Linked DNA regions of Homo sapiens: region 1 is linked to region 2. The links are chromatin loops, found by intact Hi-C in ENCODE. Cell type or tissue: PC-9. All regions are shown on one strand. Each heading gives the region's core, and the rest is flanking DNA. Links, peaks and the distances in the headings are about the cores only.

Region 1 (10,329 bases), core at 2,330-10,329, 56 kb after region 2:
GACTCAGCCCCAGGCCTTTCCCCGTGTGACCAGCCCATCAGACTCACACCCCTGAGCTAACCTGCACCCAGGCCTTCCTGGCAGTACAGACTCACGCTCAGGACAGTGTTTCATGCCTGTCTTTCTAAGGAGTTTCTGTAGGATTTCAACATGTGATCTCCCTGCCCTGCTGCCCTCAGAGCTACTCATGTGACTCTGTTTCCTTCTTTTCAGTCTTTTAAAATTGTGGTGAAATGCGAATAACTTAGAATTTACTATTTTAACCATTTTTGAGTGTACGATTCAGTGGCATTAAGTATTTTCCTTTCTTTTCGCTCCTGGCAGCCTTATCAATAAAGCGGTGGTCCTGTCTGTTTCCCCCCAGGCCACAGGGTGGGTGTCGGGGGTCAACTTGGATGCCCAATATCTCCCATTTGGATGAAAAGTTTCTATTCTGACAACCACCCATCTGAAAAATGTAAACTTCCATGGAATCTGCCTTCCTTCAGCAGGCAGCTAATGGGAGGCTTTTTAAATTAAGAAATTAGAGTGAGTTGGCTGGTCACAGTGGCTCACAATTGTAATTCCAGCACTTCGGGAGGTCGAGGCAGGCAGATCACTTGAGGTCAGGAGTTCGAGACGAGCCTGGCCAACGTGGTGAAAACCCGTCTTTCCTAAAAATACAAAAATTAGCTGGGTGTGGGGGCATGCACCTGTAATCCCAGCTACTCAGGAGGCTGAGGTTTGAGAATCGCTTGAACCCGAGAGGTGGAGGTGCCACTGCACTCCAGCCTGGGCAACAGAGCAAGACTCCATCTAAAAAAAAGAAAGAAAAAAAAATAGAGTGAGTTGGTCCTGATTTCACTTACTCCTACTTTTACCAGCCTATGTGAGGAAGGAAAGAGCACTGGATCCAGAGCTTAGAACACCTTAAAGGCTGCTGGCTTCTGTGGGGCTGGCACCACTGGGGAGAGGGACTCCAGTCAGCTGGTGAAGGGCTTGGGTCCCTGGCTGCTTGGAATGGGAACTTGTCTGATCTTTCCCCAGAAGCTTGCATTTGTTTGGGATAGAGCCAATGTGCTGTCTTCGGGCAGGAGCCTGCCTCTTGATGTACTGTGTTTGTATCAGAATGCTTCTGGGTACAAGAGATAGAGAGCCTGGCTTAAATTCAATTAACATGTGGTCAAATCAAGGATCCAGGTTCTTTCATCTTTCTGCTCTGTCATCCTCAGCATTGGCTTTTTTCCTAAGACTGGTTACTCTGATGGTCCCGACTCTCCAACTACCGATGGTGGAAGGAGAAGGGCTCCATGATTGCTTGATTCACCCAGCTGTAGAAAGAAAGAAACCACTCTCCCAAGCATAGACTTTATGGCCTTCCCTTCTGACTAATCAGGCCAGCGTAGTTCACCTGTACACCCCTGGATCATCCGCAGTTACAGGTGAACAATGTGGTGGGTTGACTGTTCAAGATGCAGTGCTAGTGCTGGGAATATGGTCAGCTTCCCCTGAAGCACAGCTTCTAAGTACCCTGGGGAATTGCATTACCTGTAGGAGAGGTACACACTGAGCAAAACTTGGTTTCTGTTAGAGGAAAAGACTTGGGGAGTGGTCCCCTACAGCAATGTTTTTCAAACTGTGGATTGAGATCCATTAGTGGGTCATGAAATCAGTTTAGATCACAGCTTATGGGGCAAATTCAGCCTTTATTTATTTGTATGAATAAAGTTTCATTGGAACACCGCTACCCCCACTCGTTTCCTATTGTCAATGGCAGCTTTCCCACTACAATGGCAGAGTTAATTTAATTACTTGGGACAGAGATCATATAGTCATCAAAGCCTAAAATATTTACTCTCAGGCCTTTTGCAGAAAATATTTGCTGATCCCTGGTTTAGCGAGTTGCAACCAGTACTAAAAGATGAAACAGATTAGACTAGAATAGAAAATATATCAGAGTGCATTGCCTGTGATAGGGATAAGTATTATTTCATAAACCCTTGATTTTAGTTTTATATAAACATAAATTCGTGCTTGTGGGTGCTGGGCTCTAGTTTATTTCTTATGGTGGGTCATAGTCAAATAGTTAGAAAAATTGCACTAGAGCACCACTCATTTTTTGCCGTGGAAATAGCTACTTAAGAAGGCCTATTTGTAATAGTGCTGCCCTTTGGGTTACATGTGATCTCTGTACCTAAAAGGTCAGGTGCTGGGGAAGATGCCTTGAATTAACAAAGGGCCATGAAACAATTTTGGGGGGTGACCTGGGAGCACTGAGTGAGCAACAGTATAGGATGAGCAGGGATCTGGCCAGGAGGAAGCTGGACCAGCCGCGCTCAGACTTGAAGAGACTGTGCTGGAAGATCTAAGCCTTTGTTGCTTCTAACATTCTGTGATTTTCAGAGGGGCGTTCACCCCATTCTGTGGGTGGAAAATCAAGGCCAGAGGAGACCACACACAGAAAACTCAGGGGCAGGACTAGTGGCTTTGGCCCTTTGGTGGCTTTCTGCCTGCCGTCCCCTGACTGAGTTTTCTTTGGCCCACGCTCCAACTATGCCTGGAGAGAAGCTAGACCAGATGGAGACTAGCTGGGAGCATTGACTCCTGGGTTCTCCTCTCCTGAGAACTCTGATCTTGCCAGCACAAAGGGGAAGACATCTTCTCTGACTCCTTCAGGGAAGGGAGTCCCGCCGACCACAGCTTTCCACGTTTCTGGGCCTCTGGCTTTTAGCAATTGCCCTCCTTTCCCGCCAACTCTGGCATCTTCCTGCCTGTGTGGGAGTCACTAGCGTGCAAGGAGGCTGAAGGGCCTTGATTGTCTGTGAGAGCCTCTGCCATTAGTAAGGCAGTCGTGGAATGTTTATGGCCTCTGCCACTTCAAAGACATTGCTGGGCTCCCATCTAGGGGATGGCTTTGACATTTATAGGAGGGTCAGCGAGCTAATAAACCAGAGAGGTTTCTAGTGCCTGAGGGATCCTCTTACAAGAAGAAATTTATTTCACATAGGAATGTCCAGAAATTTATTGGAAATATCCAGCCAAGTGCGCATACTAACTAACCCCATGCTTCATTTTGATGAGACCTTATGTCCTTGGACAGGAGGCCCTGTAAGGCAGCTTCAGACAACGGGCTCCACCTCAGCAGGAGCAGCTGGGAGCCTGGGCTCTTCTTTCTGAAACTGCCTTCAGAGTTGGATGGAAGAAGGGCAATTGCCAAAAACCTGGCTGAATCTGTGCTCAGGTGGAATTTTCTATCTCAGCTGCTGCTGAAATCAAAGATGAGCTCAGGCACTGGTCTTCCAAGATGTCAAAGCACAAGTCCTTTCAGAAAGTGAACTCACGTGGACCCCAACTATGTGAAATTGCTGCATTTGGAGCTGCTCTGTCCCAGTGGTGTGGGCAGCTTTCTGCTGGACTCTTCTAGCCACAGGGAGGATACCCTTCCTCCCAGGATAGCCCCCAAGGCACTGTGTCTGAAAGCCCCTTATTTTGAAGAGAAGAAAAATAAAGTCCTAAAATGTTGAGGTGACATCTTAGCTTGGGTTCCCCACAAAACAGAGCCAGAGGCAAAGGCTTGGGTGCCAGTAGTTTATCTGAAGGTGATTCCAGAAAATAGAAGAAAGAGTGGGGGGAAAGAAGCAAGGAAAGAAGGAATGCTGAGAAATAATGTGTTCTCCAGATTGCAGGCTGGATTCTTCCATAGCCCCCAGAGAAGAGGTCTAAGGCCCTCTGAGTTGGAGCATTCACCCACTGGTTCCTACTCCCTCTGGTTGAGGGTTCCTCCAGTGGGGAGGGATTAACTTCCTGTACTTGCAGGCTGTGCTGATGAGTGGGTTGAGCTCCTGCAGTAGAGAGGCCGTGGGCATCACATGGGAAAAAACGGTTTTCCAGGTTGACCCTGTTAGCACAAGGTGAATGTCAGGCCTCTGAGCCCAAGCTAAGCCATCATATCCCCTGTGACCTGCACGTATACATCCAGATGGCCTGAAGTAACTGAAGAATCACAAAAGAAGTGAAAATGGCCCGATCCTGCCTTAACTTATGACATTCCACCACAAAAGAAGCGAAAATGGCCGGTCCCTGCCTTAACTGATGACATTACCTTGTGAAATTCCTTCTCCTGGCTCATCCTGGCTCAAAAGCTCCCCCACTGAGCACCTTATGGCCCCAGCCCCTGCCACCAGAGAACAACCCCCTTTGACTATAATTTTCCACTATCCACCCAAATCTTATAAAACGGCCCCACCCCTATCTCCCTTCGCTGACTCTTTTCGGACTCAGCCCACCTGCACCCAGGTGAAATAAACAGCCTTGTTGCTCACACAAAGCCTGTTTGGTGGTCTCTTCACTGATGCGAGTGAAAGTGAATCTGAGCTCACATGGAATTTTCTATCTCAGCTGTTCCTGAAACCAAAGATGGGCCCAGGGGACATGATGTTGTGGGGCACCAGGGGAACCTGCTATCAGGAACCCTTGGGGTCCAGAAAGTCCATGAGCTGGGCCTAGGATGCCAGCGATCCACAGGCAAGAGTAACATATGAGATGTATACTTATGCATGTGGGTATACATGATCGCACCTGGGCATAGAAACACACACACACACACACACACACACACACACACACACACACTCATTCATTTGAATCTTAGCATTTGGAAGGATTGTGGAAATAAACGAAGACCAAATGAGACAAGCAAAAGCTACTTGGCCCAAGCTTGCTATAGCAAGGGAGACCGCCACCCTCACTTGCGTATTGATGAGACCTAAAGGCAGGCAGAGGAGTGGGAAAGGTTTACAGTGGGAAAAAGGGAAGGCTTCAGGTGTTTCCTGATTGGGGGCTGCTGGCCTGGGGAAGCTGTAGGCAGGCTCACTAGAAGCGGGGCATCCTATGTGATTGGTAGGGGGTGCATATTTAGCTTTCTCTGGTTTGTCCTGAGTTGGAAGTGGGGACAAAAATTAGCGGGGGCGGGTGCTGTTGGTTATTAATCAAGTCCTGGCCATTTGGGGCTGATTGTTTACAGCGGTTATTTTTTGGTTTTCTGGATTACTGTGAGAGATAGCAGCATGATTTGTTGCAAGTCTGACTTATGGTAGCCGGGCTTCCTGGATTGTTTATGGTAGATAAGGGGTTGGTTTCCTGGACTTGCTGCTGCAGATTGTAGGTGCAATCCCTGTTTTTAGATATGGTCTGGCTGTTGTCCATTTGTATACTCAGTCTCTTAGGATCTTAAAGGGTACTAAGGAGAAAAATCCCCTCCATATCCTCCCTGACAGAGGGTCAGCTGTAAGGCCTATTTCTGAACATATTTAGCAATGAGAAGCTCATTGCTTCCATAGCAGCCAATTCCCTTGTCTGCTGGGATATTCTTCCTTATACTGGGCTAAAATCTTCTTCCCTGTACCTTCCACACTTTGATCCTATTTTGCCTTTTGGGGCAACACAACTCTCTCATATGTGAGAGGCAGTGCGGCACAGCAGTCAGAAGTGTGAGCATCTAGAGTTAGATTTGGGGTCAGGTTTTAGCCCTGTGACTTACTATCTGTGTGACTTTGGGCCATCATGGAGCCTTCGTTTCCTCAGCTGGAGTAGTGGTGGGGTAGTGATGTCTACTCAGGACATCAGACAATGCACGTAGACTGCCCAGTAATGGATCACTGCAGTGGAAGGTTGCCATCATGGCTGCTTTTTCAGGCTAGGCATCTGCAATTCGTTCACTTCTTCTTCCTCATAAGCTTGGTTGCCATTTCAAGACCTACCCTAAAACAGCGCACCCACTCTCTGGCTCTGGAACTCGGCCTGCAGTGGACCAGAGAGAGAGTGCAGTCCTGGGACTGTGCCTTATAGGGTGATGTATGGTTTGGCTCTGTGTCCCCACCCAAATCTCATCTTGAATTGTAATAATTCCCACGTGTCAAGTGCGGGACCCAGTGGGAGGTAATTGAATCATGGGAGTGGTTTCCCCCATGCTGCTTTTGTGATAGTGAGTGAGTTCTCATGAGATCTGATGGTTTTATAAGTGTCTGGTATTTCCCCTGCTGGCACTCATTCTCTCTCCTGCCACCCTGTGAAGAAGTGATTTCTGCCATGATTGTAAGTTTCCTGAGACTTCCCCAGCCATGCGGAACTGTGAGTCAATTAAATCTCTTTTCTTTATAAATTACACATTCTTGGGTATTTCCTTATAGTAATGTGAGAATGGACTAATACATAGGGTTAGAGTGTTTGGAAGCTGACAGGTGACAGGGTGGTGGGAGGTGGAAATTGAGGGCTGCTGGGGAAGAAGATGATCAGAAGATTAGCAGGCTGGACTTTCTGGTGTGTGGGTGGGGGGACCTAAGGCTGGTAAGGCAGGTGGGATAGGACATTGTCCTGTTAAGTTTCCAACCTAACCCCCAAACTCAGCCTTGGGCTCCAAGTTTGGGAACGCAGGCTAAGAGAGAAGGGCCCCAAGCTTTCTTCTGGGCGGGGCCTTTTGCGAAAAGCTCCAGCAGGTCCAGACTGTTAAGGCTGCCTCTGGGCTCAGGGCCCCCATGCTGCCTTTCCCTCCTGTGCACCAGATTCCCCCAAATATGAACCTTCAGGGAGACCCCATCCCAAGGACAGAGCAGGGGGCTGAGACTGGAGAGCATTAACAAACCTGGTGTGGGGGCCGGTGGGAGAAGCCCCAGAGTAGGAGGGGAAGGTGGGATGGGATGGGCATCATGGCAGGATGGTAGAAGGAGACGGTGGAGCTTATTAATGTCTCTTGTGGCCAGGGGCAGTGGCTCACACCTGCAATTCCAGCACTTTGGGAGGCTGAGGTGGGTGGATCTCTTGAGGCCAGGAGTTCAAGACCAGCCTGGCCAACATGGAGAAACCCCGTCCTCTACCCAAAATACAAAAAATTAGCTGGGTGTGGTGGCACACTCCTGTAATCCCAGCTGCTTGGCAGGCTTAGGCACAAGAATCACTTGAACCTGGGAGGTGGGGGTTGCAGTGAGCCCAGATTGCGTCACTGCATTCCAGCCTTGGTGATAGAGCAAGACTCTGTCTAAAAAAGAAAAAGGCCTCTCGTGCCTTTTTTCCAGTCCTTCTTGACTGGTCAGCCAACTCGACAGCTCAGCTCCTAAGTGAGCCCCCATCCTGTGCCTAAGGCTGACCAGGCATGAGGAAGTGCAAACACTGCTTACCCTGAGATCCTGCTGCTGCACCTCCTTTCCTAGGCTCTGCCAAGTTATCATGGAATGTTCTTAAACAATAGTCCCAGCCCTGTGGCCTGAGAAGATGGTTCTGTTAGAACAACTCTCCTTTTCACCTTTCCAGCTAAATGATGAGGGCTCCAATGGGGCTGAAGAGCAATGTCCCATCATGAAAGATATCCCAGTCCACAGGCGTGTTAGCCCACCCTCTCTCCTTCGGTTCCCTTAAAAATCTGGGAGGTGAGGCAGGTCCTGAAGATAGAGACTGGAAGGAGTGAGGGAATCCAGCTGATCTCAGTGGCAGAGCTGGGACTCAAACCCAGGCTTCTTCATTCCAGGCCTCCTCCTCCTGGGCCATAGCTGGGTGGAGTTTGGGTTCTGCCAGTGTCTAGCTATGTGACTTAGGCACTTTCATGACTTCTGGGTTCAGGTTCCTTCTGGGTTCAGGAACTTATGGGTTCAGGTTCCTTCTCCGTGTGGTGAGGGGGTAGAAACAGACCAGACTGCCTTGGGATGAAACCTTGAGGGTGAAAATGCCAAGTCCTGCCCTAGCAGCGGGCAGGAGAGAGAGCTGTGGAGAGAAAGCCCTTTCCCCTCTGTGGCTGGCTTCTCCCTGGCCTCCTGGGTCAGCCTGAGCCATCTCCCCTCTGGGCAGTGAAGCGGTTTTTACCCTGCCTGTGGCTCTCAGTTTCTTTGTAGACTCCTTAGGCATTGTGACTGGGGAGCTTAGTCAAAATAACCAAATGCCACAGGGCCCCAGAGGAAGAAGTGTTCTAGCATTTCTTAGGACATGTTAAGAAACAAACACACACAATCTGTAAATTCTGGGTGTGTCTTTAAAGGAAGCCAAGATAAAGTGGCTCTGGCCTTAAGCAGTGCCACTGGGAGACCTGAAGGGAGTGACTCCTTGCTTCTGGTCCCCTGGGTCTAGTCCCTCTAAACAGCTGGGGTGAGGGAGGGACAGTGTATCATTCAGATTTTGCTCTTCAGGGAGGCCTTCTCTGCAGTGATTACTTAAGGAAACAGGGTTTTATTGTGGTGCTGGCTGGCCAGGGCCTGGTTTTCTTGGTCCCAGGTCCACATCATACCTGATAGAAGGATAATGTGGGAAGAGGGGCAGATATGCTGTGAGTGCCAGTGCTGGTTCCCACAGCTGCTGGAACAAGTTGCCACAAACTTAGTGGCTTTAAACAACAGACATTTATTTTTTCATAGGTTGAGAGGCCAGAAGTCTGAAATCAAGGCATTAGTAGGGCCACATTGTCTCTGAAATCTCTAGGGAAGAATCTTTCCTTGCCTATTCGAGTTCCTGGTGGTGGCTGGTGTTCCTTGGCGTGCAGCAGCACAATTCCAATCGTTGCCTCTGCTCCCCATGGCCTTCTCCTCTTCTCTCTCTTATAGGAATATTTGCCATTGGACTTAGGACTCGCTTCTGTAATACTGGATGATCCCATGTCAGGATCCTTAAACTAATTACATCTGCAAAGAGCTTTTTCCCAAATATGGTCATATTCACAGGTTGGAGTGCGAGAGAGACATATCTTTTTGGAACCACCATTCAACCCACTAGTGTGTCTAAGCACTCCGAGAGTTCTGTCATGTACTCGTAATACACCTGAGAGGAGGGTATTATTCCCATGTTTCAGAAGATAAAACTGAGGCTCAGAGAGGTGAGATAACTTGTACCAGTTCATATCATCAGTGAGTGGCTGGACTAGGATGGAAACTGAGGGCTTCACCACCCAGGCAAGAGGGCAGGGGCCAGCCTGTGGAAAGATATGGAAGAATGCAAGCTCGGCCCACGGAAGAGCTGTGAGCAGCTTCATCCTGCTGCAGTGGTGAGTGTGTGAGGGTGGGAATGATGGGAGAGGAGGCTGAAGGAGAGCAGGGCAGGTCTTTTAAGACCTTTGACCCAGGCTAAGGAGTTTGGGCTTGACCTGGGGATACAGAGGATCCTTGGAGACTTCGGAGCTCTCAGAGATGAAGAGCAGACCTCTGGGTTGCATGGAAGATGGATTGCAGAGAGGTAAACCTAGAGAGAAGGGCCTGTCAGGAGGATGGGAAGAACAGCACCAGTGCAGATGGAAAGGGAAGGAAGAGTCTGAAGTTAAGGGGAGGTCCAAGTGACAGGATTAAATGACCAATGAATTCAGATAAATTTAGGAATCTAGGAAGTTCCCAGGTTCAACTCCTGAGTGTATTGTGGTGCCTCTCACAACGCTGGAAGGATGTGGCAGTGGGCAGCCATGGTTTGTAGCTGCCCAAGATCCTTGGACACTTTCCTTGTACTCAGGTCTGAGTCAGTTATCTCCCAGTGCGCTTGCAGAGGTGCAGGTGTGCGCACTGGGCTGTGTGATCGGACAGCCCACATGAGCCTTTCACAGGAAAGAAGCAACTCGTAGAAAGGGCTCTGCAGGGGCCTGGACGTCAGCAGATGATGGCAGAGGAAGCTGAACGGAGAGCTGGGCCAGGTCTCATCAGCAGAGGAGCTGCCTTTGGGAGACGCCTTCCTTGTTAGGCAATTCTGTGGTTGGTTCTGGACATTGTTCTTGGACACTCAGCTGCATCCTGCTTCTCAAGACACCCAACAACTCAACGAGCTACTTAACAGTCTTCATTAAATTCCATTTCTGCTGAAGCCAGCCAGGCTGGACTCTGTTATTTACAACTAAGAACCCTGAACAATATAAGTGGGTTTAGCAGCGAGGATGAAAAGGAGGTGAAAGGACAGGGGCATGCTGAATGTGAGGTGCCAGTGGGGTATCGATGTGGTGATGTCCAAGGGGCTATTGGCTCTATGGGCCAGGAGCATGGGGTGGCCTGTGCTGGGAACACTGGTGTGAGATCATGAATGTGTAGGTGGCTGTGAGGCCTATTTGGGACGGGTGCGGAGGGACGGGAGAGCATCGAGTGTGGAACCTCAGTGAACAGCTTCGTTTAAGAGATAGCAAGAAGCAGGGGAGACTTAGAAGGAGACTGAGATGGGAGGATCTAGACAAAATGGTGTCATGAAAAGTAAGACAGGAATTCAAAGAAAGAGTAGTGCCTCGGTCAAAAAGGCACAGAAGGGCAAGGGAGATGAGGAGTGAAAAAACGATGCCTTGCGTTTGACATTTAAAAGGCTAAGGATGGGCCAGGCAAGATGGCTCATGCCTATAGTCTCAGCATT
Region 2 (10,732 bases), core at 1,429-9,428:
GGAGAAAAGACCAAGTAAATATGTAGAAGAAAGGATTTCTAAAGAGAGAAATGTCAAACAGTTGTTTGCAGCTCCACGAAATAACCTTATCACTTTCTTCATCACTCTTTAATAACAGTCTGTTCCTGTTAGGCCCATTGTAGAACTCTTCACTTTGATTTTGTGAGACTGTTAAATTTTTGCTAGGTAGTCCAGCCTTCTGCGTAGTACTGTCCTTGATGGTAGACTCTTCTGTCTCATGGCAGTGTGTTTCTGTTGCATGTGCCTCTGGACCATGTGCAGACAAACTGCTGCCTTTATCTTTAATACCAGAATTGTTCTCACTTTTGATATGGATGGGTCTTAAGAGCATACTAGAAGGCACCAAATTCAATGCGATAGCTCCAAATAATATAAGGGCTCCTAAATAGGGAGAGATTGAGCAATTAAAAATAGCCTTTCAGTTCACAATACTGCTTTGTGTTCATAGGCTCAGAAGAGGCCCCACTGGCATAGCCCATTAATTCTTGAAAACATTACTTTGTCTCCGATTTGACTTATTAGTCATATACACTGCTGTATCCGTGTAATAATGTAGTGCTTTGGAGATAGAAAACCAGAAAGCTGCACCAATAGATGGGATAAAAGGAGAGATGGTGGTTATTTGTGTTAAGGGGGGTAGGGGGGGCAAGTTTTTGGAGGGAGAGGAGAGTGTTTCAAATGCTAAAAAATTAAATAGAAAATTTAAATATCCTGAAGTGAGAGTACAGATTTAGGTACAGAAAAAATAGAATAAGATGAAAGAAATCATTTGGAAACAGCCTTAGAAGAGGGGACAGCTGGCCAGGTGCTATGGCTCATACCTGTAGTCCTAGCATTTTGGGAGGCTGAGGCAGGCAGATCACTTGAGCCCAGGAGTTCAGGACCAGCCTGGGCAACATGGTGAAAACCTGTCTCTACAAAAAATACAAAAAAATTAATTGATGTGGTGGTGTGCACCTGTAGTCCCAGTTACTTGGGAGGCTGAGGTGGGAGGATCGCTTAGCCTGGGAGGTGGAGGTTGCAGTGAGCCGGTATCATGCCACAGCACTCCAGCCTGAATGACAAAGCGAGAGAGCCTGTCTCAAAAAAAAAAAAAAAGCAGCGGGAGGGAGGAAGGCATGGATAGCCTTTCATCCCATGACATTTTTTAGATCTTCCTTAAAAGATGACAGATGCTAATCTTGCCTTTGGAGCTGAATAGTTGCTTGCATTCAGCGTGTCCTGATCAAAGCTATGATTTGTATGGTGCTTCTAAAGATAGAATGGGCTATAGGTTCTGCTATCCTATCATGGATTTGTCAGCTGGTCCCATTCACCATGAGACTACTGAATAGTTAGGAAAGATTCAACAAAACTGCCATGTAGATAGCAATAGGCATATGAATACACACATATACATGTATTTTTTCCAGTAGTTTAGGATTATTTTAATCCAAATGTCTTAGTTACAAAGAAAATTGTGAGTTGAATCATTTTTTATTCATTTGTGAAAATTTATAGTTGACATTACATAAACTCTTAAGGAACATACTCTTTTTACCAAAGTATTTGTTTCTTTTTTATCTATTTCAGTGAGTCCGATGGGGGAGGAGTTTTTTTAAATGCAGATTTTTGTCTTAAAGGGAAAATGGGAAAAGTGAGGGTTTTTGATGGGGCGGGGGCGGGGGGGGAAGGGGGAAGCCTTATTTCCCCAGAAGTATCGCTTTTACTGCAAGCTGTTTCCAGCTGCACGGAATGCCCTCCATCTCCTCAGACATTGAGCCCTATGGTGAATTCTGAGTTGCTTGTGTGAGCTGGCAAAGCCTGCAAGTATTTCAAGATCTCTTTTGCGTATGTATTCTCCAGGGAAGAGAAGCATGTTTACTTTAGAAATTATGCTCATTTCCTCTCTTGCAATACCTTGTGAAATCGATTGCTCTGAAAGTCTTAACTTCCATTTCTCAAAGGGAGAAAGCTGAACGCTAAATCTTGCACAGTTGATAGTAAATAAACTTAGAATGACGTACCTGTCCAGTCATACAGATCTATCAGGAATTTTGTAAAGGGTGCCAAAAGAAAAGTCAGTCCCATCCCAGAACGGGCAATAGCTGTAGAAAGAGCCAATCGTTTTTTGAAGTATTTGGTAGTTACCACAGCAGCCACTTGGTATAAGAAAGCAGAACCCAAACCTAAAAGAAAAACGTAATAGTTTAGAATCACTCTTACATTAAGTGGCTTGGTAACAGAAAAGATAATCTCCTGGATCCGAGATAATACAGCTAGGCCTTTTGGACCCAGGAACAGTAGAAGGGAAGAGTCCTGTTCCATCTTCTATCTTCTATGGATGGATGCATATATACATACACACACACACACACATATTTTGAGACAGGGTCTCACTTTGTCACCCAGACTGGAGTGCAGTGGCACAATCTCGGCTCACAACAGCCTCAGCTTCCTGGGCTCAAGCAATCCTCCCACCTCAGCTTCCCAAATAGCTGGGACTACAGGCATGTGCCACCACTGGCCTGGCTAATTTTTGTATTTTTAGTAGAGACAGGGTTTCACCATGTTGCCCAGGCTGGTCTCGAACTGGACTCAAGCGATCCACCCACTTTGGCCTCCCAAAGTGCTAGGATTACAAGTGTGAGCCACCACTCCTGGCCTTCTATGGTCACATAATTACAATGGACTCACCGGGTAGAAGTCCCATAGTCACACAAAGAAAAGGAATACTTGTGGCCCAGCTGCTGATCAGATATCCACCAGTAACAACGAAAGCCCCAAGAATGGAGGTAGTTTTCTCTCCAAGTATGTCACAAATAATAGCAACCAGGGGACCTTAAGAGAAGAAAGAAAGGCAATTCTTAGGTAAATAATGATCTGGCATCCCTTATCCTCTGATGGCGATTTAAATGAATGACAAGGAAAGCAAGAGGACTGTTTACTTTGAAGTATTACGTATTCTTCAAAAAAGATTTTCATATCGGGTTTCTTAATATCACTAGTGCCACACTATTTTAGTTTTTGGAAGGGGAGTTTAAAAGGAAATGTTGATTGTAAGTAAGGTTTGGAGGGGAGGTGATTTGAAATGCATTATAGAACCTCCACAAAAAGATTGCATCTAGTGGTCAATGACTAGAATAAGGTTGAATCACTTATCTGCTCTTCCACCCTGTTACAGCTCCAAATAAAAGGAGAAGAAATTGGTTCTATAATTTGTTTTGAGGCTGGACGCCGTGGCTCTTTAATCCCATACTTTGGGAGGCCAAGGTGGGCAGATCACCTGAGGTCTGGAGTTTGAGACCAGCCTGGCCAACATGGTGAAACCCCATCTCTACTAAAAATACAAAAATTAGCCAGGCATGGTGGCGGGCGCCTGTAATCCCAGCTAGTTGGGAGGCTGAAGCAGGAGAGTTGCTTGAACCTGGGAGGCAGAGGTTGCAGTGAGCCGAGATAGCACCACTGCACTCCAACCTGGGCAACAGAGTGAGACTGTGTCTCAAAAAAAAAAAATAAATAAAATTGTTTTGAATATACTTAGATAACTAGAACTTCATGGCCTAACTTCCAGGTTGAGGGCCTTACTCATTGAACCTATATTAAGGCATTAACAGACTGGAAAGGCAATGCATGAAATACTGAATCATGGCATTTAATAATTCCTCAGCTTTCTTTGTTTGAATGCTGATTCTCCCAACTTTGTTACTAAGTCAAGTGGAAGCTAAATATTGCAATTCCTTACTTTCTCAGCGTTACATATCAGTAAATGAACCTTAATTTTAGAAACTGAATTCCTATTCAGTCTTGAATAGGAATCTTGGAATTGCCCTTTGTGGTTCTTCTCCTTAGACAGCAAGCTTATTGCCAGCTTTATACCTGCACAAAAACGAAGAGATGACATGATGGATCCAATCCAACCAATTTGCTCTGAGGTGCCTTCAAACTCTTCTTGAAAGACCACAAAGAAAATTGCAAAAGTCTTGGTCATCCCCATCACAAACACATTCACCTAAATCAAAGCAGACCAGAGTCCAACTCAGGTGGTAAGTGAGCCATTACAGAGGCAATTACGGCTACTAGAAGTTATGATTCCCTCAGCTTACTACTATTTACCAGTTTGCCTTATTGGTTGAGCCTCATTATACATCTTATATTTTATGGGGGAAGTCATTCCTTTTAAAGTAGCTAAGCATTTTAAATGGAAACATCTCATTTAATCCTCATTTCATGGCTTTGGAATAGGCATGCCAATGTTGTGTACCAAATAATTTATACCAAATAAACCACCCAGTGGGTTCATCTTGCCTGCTGCCTAGATACAGTTGATTTATCAAGACAGGAATTGCAATAGAGAAAGAGTTATTCCCACAGAGCCCATTGTGCAAGAGACTGGAGTTTATTAGACCAATCAGTTTCCCCGAGCTTTTGGGGATCAGAGTTTTTAAGGATAATTTGGTGGGTGGGAGGCCAGTGAGTTGGGAGTGCTGATTGGTTGGGTCAGAGATGAAATTCTATCAAAGCTGCCCTTTTGCGCTGAGTCACTTCTGGGTGGAAGGGTGGAGGGGGACCCACAACCAGATGAGCCAGTTTATTAATCTGGGTGGTGCCAGCTGATCCATCAAATGCAGGGCCTGCAAATTATCTCAAGCACTGATCTTAGGTTTCACAATAGTGATGTTATCCCCCGAGCAATTTGGGGAGGGTCAGTCTTGTGGCCTCCAGCTGTATGACTCCTAAACCATAATTTCTAATCTTATGGCTAATGTGTTAGTCCTACAAAGGCAATCTAGTCCCCAGGCAGGAAGGAAGTGTTTTTTTTTTTTTTTGGAAAGGGCTGTTAAAAGGAGGTTTTTTTTTTTTTTTTTTTTTTTTTTTGGAAACGGCTGTTAGTTTCTCTTTCAAAGTTAAGCTATCAACTAAGTTTCCCCCAAAGTTAGTTCAGCCTACGCATGGGAATGAACAAGGACAGCTTGGAAGTTAGAAGCAGGATGGATGGAGTTGGTTAGGTCAGATCTCTGTCACTGTAATAATTTTCTCAGTTATAACTGCAACAGCAGTTCCAAGATCAGGAAATTGAAGTTTAGAGAGGTAAAAAGTTGCTTAAAATAGGGGTACTGGAACTGAGATTTGAACCCAGATTAGACTGACTCTAGACCTGGCACTCTTTTACTGCCCTCAGTAGCATCTGTTAAAGACAGCTAATTCCAGTTACCTTTGTGGGAGAAAAGTGTTTGTCCAAAGAGGAATAATTATTCCTGTCAGTTCTTAGATTAGTTTTGATTTAACTCTGCTGCTGAGCTGAGTACCTTCCTTCACTAGATATATAAATAGGTTGACCATAAAATGTATCATCCAAATTGAGACACTCAAGAGTGAAAAGGGGTGCTTAATTTTGGATTAACTGGGATTTGTGGCCATCTTAAGGTTGGGCCAGGGGCCCCATCCTTTTCTTTCTGCCCCACCTAATCTTCCTTACCTGTACTCCACTAGAATTGCTGCTTTGGAGATGAGGTTTTCTTTCTGTGGAGTATTAACTTTTATTTCTCAGAATTCTAGTTAGCCGGGGGGCTGTTAAGTGCTATTCCTTCTTTCCGTTTTTAAGTAACAGTCATGCTTTATCCCACAGGGGTCTAGAGGGGAACCTAGCCAGGGTTTGCATTCACTCGTAAAGCCCAGGTGTACTCTCTGTCTCCAGGGGTTTCGTAGCGTTGGCTTTTCAAGGCCACTTCTGCTTTCAACCTGGCCATGCATTGCTTATGAACCACAAAACCAGCTGGGCATGGAGGCTCCTGCCTATAATCCTAGTACTTTGGGAGGCCGAGGTGGGTGGATCGCTTGAGCCCAGGAGTTCAAGACCAGCCTGGGCAACATGGCGAAACCCCGTCTCTACAAAAAGTACAAAAAATTAGCTGGGCGTAGTGGTATAACACCTGTAGTCCCAGCTACCTGGGAGGGTGAGGTGGGAGGAACACCTGAACCTGGGAGGTCGAGGGTACGGTGAGTTGTGATCACACTACTGCACTCCAGCCTGGGCGACAGTGAGACCTTGTCTCAAAATTAATAATAATAAAAGAACCACAAAGCCTTAGGTTCCCCTTCATTAATTCCACTTTCTCGGCCCGCCTGTTACAGTTCTGTACTCATCTCGCTTGATATCTGCTCCCTGGACAATCATTTACTCTCAAGGTTTTAATTACCACCTGCATACTTATGGTGGTGTAGCTGAACAGGGTTCTGCAATCAGTCTGCCTTAACTTGCATCCAGGCTGTTCTTCCTACTGGGGCGTGACCTTGGGCAAACAACTTCGCACGTCACATGGGTTAAGCTTCCGCTTTTATGATGGGGGAGGCGGCATTGGGGATGAAAATATTACCTAGCTCATAAGACTGTGAAGATTAATTGAGAAAATTCTGATAAAGTACTTAATATTTGGCACTTAACACTCAAACAATTAACTGTGGTTTCCATTCTGCTTTCCCAAGAGCTTCAGACTCCTAATTGTCTACCATATCTTTATAACTTCTGGTCAACTTGTCCAAACATAAACTCACATTTCCCTTATCCTATGCCTACTCTTTTCAGTTTTTTCTATTGGTACCATCCACCCATTCATTTGAGTGACAGATGTGCTTTCTCTTAGACACCTCCCTCCCTCAGCCCCTGCTTTTAAATAATGGTCAAGACCTGCCCCCTTCTTTTCACCCCATCACTACTGGCGATGCTCAGAAATTGCAAAAGTGGTAGTGGTGAGGAAGAAGTCTCTTAATATACTTTTTCCCATTCTGATTTGATAAAAGGAACAAAACTTATTTAGAATGAAGAGTGCTATAAACGCCAGGACTATATATTCAAAAGTTAAAAAGACATTTTATCAGGCCCCCATTGAGGCAATTTATAACCATAATTTTCCTCTAAGGCACTTCTGTCAGGCTAGAAATTAGGTTAGAAAATATACACAGATCTCAAATGACTTAGACTTTCTTCTCTCAGTTCATAATAATGTGATGATTGTGTCCTCTCATGAGCAAGGAATAATACAGTGCATCATTCTGTAAAGTAAACTTCCTTTTGTTCTATGGACGTGGGTTCTGTGCTGGTGTCTAGAGGATGTTGACCTCTATATTCTTAGCTACCTAAATTTAGCTAGCTACTGGTCCCCCAGTTCAGAGCTTTTCATCTCTGGTCTGTCCTTGGTGTCTGCGTGTAGCAGCAGTGAATGGTTAGGACTTGTCTCTAATAACTGAGTCCGTGTCCACTATGTATCAAGAAGACCAAGGGCAGAGCCTTTGCACCTACCATGCTTCCCGTCCCTTAACTTGAAGTCTTCCAACTTTGTTTCAGTTTTGACTCAAAGATATTAAAAATCTCTCCCAAGGTCTAGGTTTTTCCTTAGTTAATTTAGCAGACTACATAAATCTGCATTATTCTACATAATCCCATGTCTTAGACCAAGCTTGGTGGGTTTTAGTTCTGTTACCAGAGTCCACGTCATACATTGTAAATGGCTCACTCCAAAATAAAGCAAAAACCCTAGAACTTCTCCAGTCCCCTCATTTTCTTTTTGTTTTTAAGAGCAGTTAATTGGGTTGAACCTGGCAGGAACACCTTAAGCAGGACTTCCCCCACACCCCACCTCCAATAAGAGCTTCCTCACTAGATCATTTTAATTATTGTCTGGGAAAGGAGTTGGATCAGCCTCAGTGACTTATTTTCAATACAGGCACCAGGCTTTGTCAGAGTTAGTTTTATCTAATAACAACTTCTTATCCTGCGTCCTTTTCTAGTATCACCCTAGCTCCTCCTGACCTTCACAGGCAAACTTCTGTAAAAAATGGTCTATTAGGTATCTCCACTTTCTGTCATTCTGCTACTCCACTGAAAACTAAAGTTCACTAACTTTGGCCCCCACTGCTCCACTGTACTAGCTCTTATCAAGGTTATTAGATTTCTTTGTTGCTAAACCAATAGAGTCTTGTTATTTCTCTCCTATTTGACCTCTCAGTAGCATCTGCTCGTCACATTTCTCTGAAATGCAAATCTATCACATCCCTGCTTAATTTTTCTCATTAGCTTCTCATAGCCTCAAGAGCCATTCTCATCTCTTCAGTTTCATCAACTATCCCCTTCATCCTTATTTGTTTATTCATAAATGTGTGCAGCTATCAATTCATCCATCCATCTATCCATCCACCAACAGTATTTTACTGAGTGCCTACTATGTTCCAGGCTGTATACTGGCACTGGGCTTACGGTAATGAGCATATACTCATGAGCAATGCAGACATAGACCCTGCCCCCATGGAACATTCAGTCTAGTAAGACAGACTGAATACAGAAAACAGTCATACAAATATATAAAGTGTGGTAAGTTGGTTAGAATGAATCTCTCTCTCTTTTTTTAAGTAGGAAGCTCCCAAAGAACATTGTTATTTTTCACTTACTAGGAGCTCATCTGTTATAGAAAAGAACAGTTGTAAGTCATACAGAAACAAAAGCACAGTCATTCAAGTATCCACATTACAACTGTGGGGGATTAGCCCCTGAATTTATTGTTAACATTTTGAGGATCCAGTGCATTTTTTGTGCTTAGTAAGCAGTATCACACCCTAAAAGTGGGACAGTGTTTATTAATCTGGTTATTAGATGGTTTTTCCTATCAGCAACTAAATTGATCAAAAACCATTCTATCCTCAGAGGATAATGTAGAAAAAGTCAGGGTGGTTACTGGGGAGAAAGGCAGGAGAATTAGAGATCCTCACCAACAGTGCCTATTCTGCAAAGCCTATGATTTAGGGGGGTGGCCCAGCCCCAGGAAGGGCTCTCAGACTTAGGGCATCCTTTAGTTTCCCTATTAGTAACATTTCTAGGGGGAAAATGAGATTGTTTAGTACTGAAGCTAATGTTTAGCAAGTACTACTATTATGTGTTAAGAGTTTTGTATTACATAAATCCTGGCTGGGGACCTCTGCCCCTATCTTGTCTAGCACGAGGGAGGAGGCCTGATGTTTTCCCACCATCCTATTTGTAGAATTCTTAGATATCTGCATGTGAACTATAGGATTATTAGAAGGCACCAAGACCTGTGCTACCTTTCCCCGTGAGCTGCTTACTGTAGGGCTGAGTAGGGGGGAAGTGTCGGCAAGAAAAGGGTGTTTTTTTTTGAGTGCATCTCAAAGTTAATAGAACTCTGGAAACACTTAAGAATTGTGCAGCTGGTGCCACTCTCTGGAGAGCTGTGTGGGGCATAGCTGGGGTTCACCAACATTCTGGAATGGGCATGCTGATGATGCAGATCACCACTCTCACACCTCAACCCCTGGGAGGGTGAGGGAAAGAAGTTAATTTAAAAAATGGAATGCCTCGTCTAGTTGCTTATGGGTAAAGGAGAAGAATCAGGCTCCCCCTTCAAAATCCTTGTCCTCCCTTTCCAAACACATCGGAAATATAGATAGCATAAACTATAGTTAGTGGGGATGGATTGGGAAGTAGACAGCAGGCCAAACAGAGGAAATGTCCCCACCCCTTATCGGTAGAAGGGGCTGTGCCCACAGTGTTCTATCTATGCTGGGCTGAACTGGGGAGATCACCCCCAGAGCACTTTTTAGCACCTCCCAGTGCTACTTTTGGGATGGTTAAAAGTATGATTGTCCCCAAACCCTAATTGCCATGCAGCCAGTACAGAACTGCTGATTGTGACTGAGCATTCTCAGGTTTAAGAGATGATAGGAAGAGTAGATGACTGGATTCAGGAACACTTCTGTTTGTTTGTTTTGAGAGAGTCTCTCATGGTTGCCTAGGCTGCAGTGCAGTGGCACGATCTTGGCTCACTTCAGTCTCCACCTCCTGATTTCAAGCAATTCTCCTGCCTCAGCCTCCCAAGTAGCTGGGACTACAGGTGCATGCCACTGCACTCAGCTAATTTTTGTATTTTTGTAGTGATCGGGTTTCACCATGTTAGCTAGGCTGGTCTCGAACTCCTGACTTCAAGTGATCCACACACCTAGGCCTCCCAAAGTGCTGGGATTATAGGTGTGAGCCCCCACACCCAGCCCAGGAACATTTCTGCTTTTGCTCTAGGGGCATTTTCAACTTTCTCCTGGGTTCGGCATGGGCCTCTGACTTTAGCAGTTTTTGGCAGCTCCTGGCCTTGTTCCTGCCCACCCCTCCACTCAGATGCCAAAGATTTCCTAAGTGATCCTATTCGTAGGCAGCTCTGAGCCTTTCTCCAGAAAGCCTGCTTTTAGGCAATAGGAAAGGGGGAAAAAAGTGAATTCTTACCAGGAAAAAATGAATCACAATCATCCATCCCCATCCTCCATCCAGGGTTTTAGTGTAAGGTTGGACCTTCCCCTCCCTCTTCAGCATGATGCCTCTTCTATTTTAAATGCAGAAGATCCCTGTGATAAATCCAAGACAGTTGATTCAGTGGACCAGAAACTAATCTAAACTTTTAAACTTTTTATCTGAAAGGGAACGTTCATACATTGTTGGTGGGAATGCAAATTAGTTCAGCCACTGTGCAACGCAGTTTGGAGATTTCTGAAAGAACCAAAAATTGAACTACCATTTGACCCAGTAATCCCATTCCTGGGTATATACCCAAAGGAAGATAAATTGTTCTACCAAAAAGCCACATGCACTTTTATGTTCACTGCAGCATTATTCACAATAGCAAAGACATGGAATCAACCTACGTGCTCATCAACAGTGGGTTGGATAAAGAAAATG

Evidence for each region. Hi-C counts contacts between places; a loop is a spot of excess contacts. Peaks named below come from ENCODE experiments on the same cell type or tissue, not always from the same donor. Only the 100,000 strongest peaks of a DNase experiment are listed, where the experiment ranks them.
Region 1: a loop joins it to region 2, with 6 times the contacts of the local background. A loop is called at or near these places in 2 of 110 quality-filtered maps.

Annotation. Positions count from the first base shown.
Region 1 is chr1:110,434,033-110,444,361 of GRCh38, forward strand. No RefSeq gene overlaps it. Among named protein-coding and RNA genes, the nearest start is that of PROK1, 12 kb to the right of the region's middle. RefSeq lists a silencer at 1-61. In PC-9, for the core only: no CTCF peak of the experiment used is centred there; a DNase peak (open chromatin) is centred at 7,079; H3K27ac peaks cover 1,397 bases.
Region 2 is chr1:110,378,955-110,389,686 of GRCh38, forward strand. SLC16A4 (solute carrier family 16 member 4) reads right to left here. Exons shown (of 9, transcript NM_004696.3): 2 at 10,283-10,401; 3 at 3,880-4,012; 4 at 2,698-2,841; 5 at 2,028-2,189; 6 at 1-402. The coding sequence starts at 10,369. Among named protein-coding and RNA genes, the nearest start is that of SLC16A4, 6.7 kb to the right of the region's middle. In PC-9, for the core only: no CTCF peak of the experiment used is centred there; DNase peaks (open chromatin) are centred at 1,907 and 4,667; H3K4me3 peaks cover 1,562 bases; H3K27ac peaks cover 4,253 bases.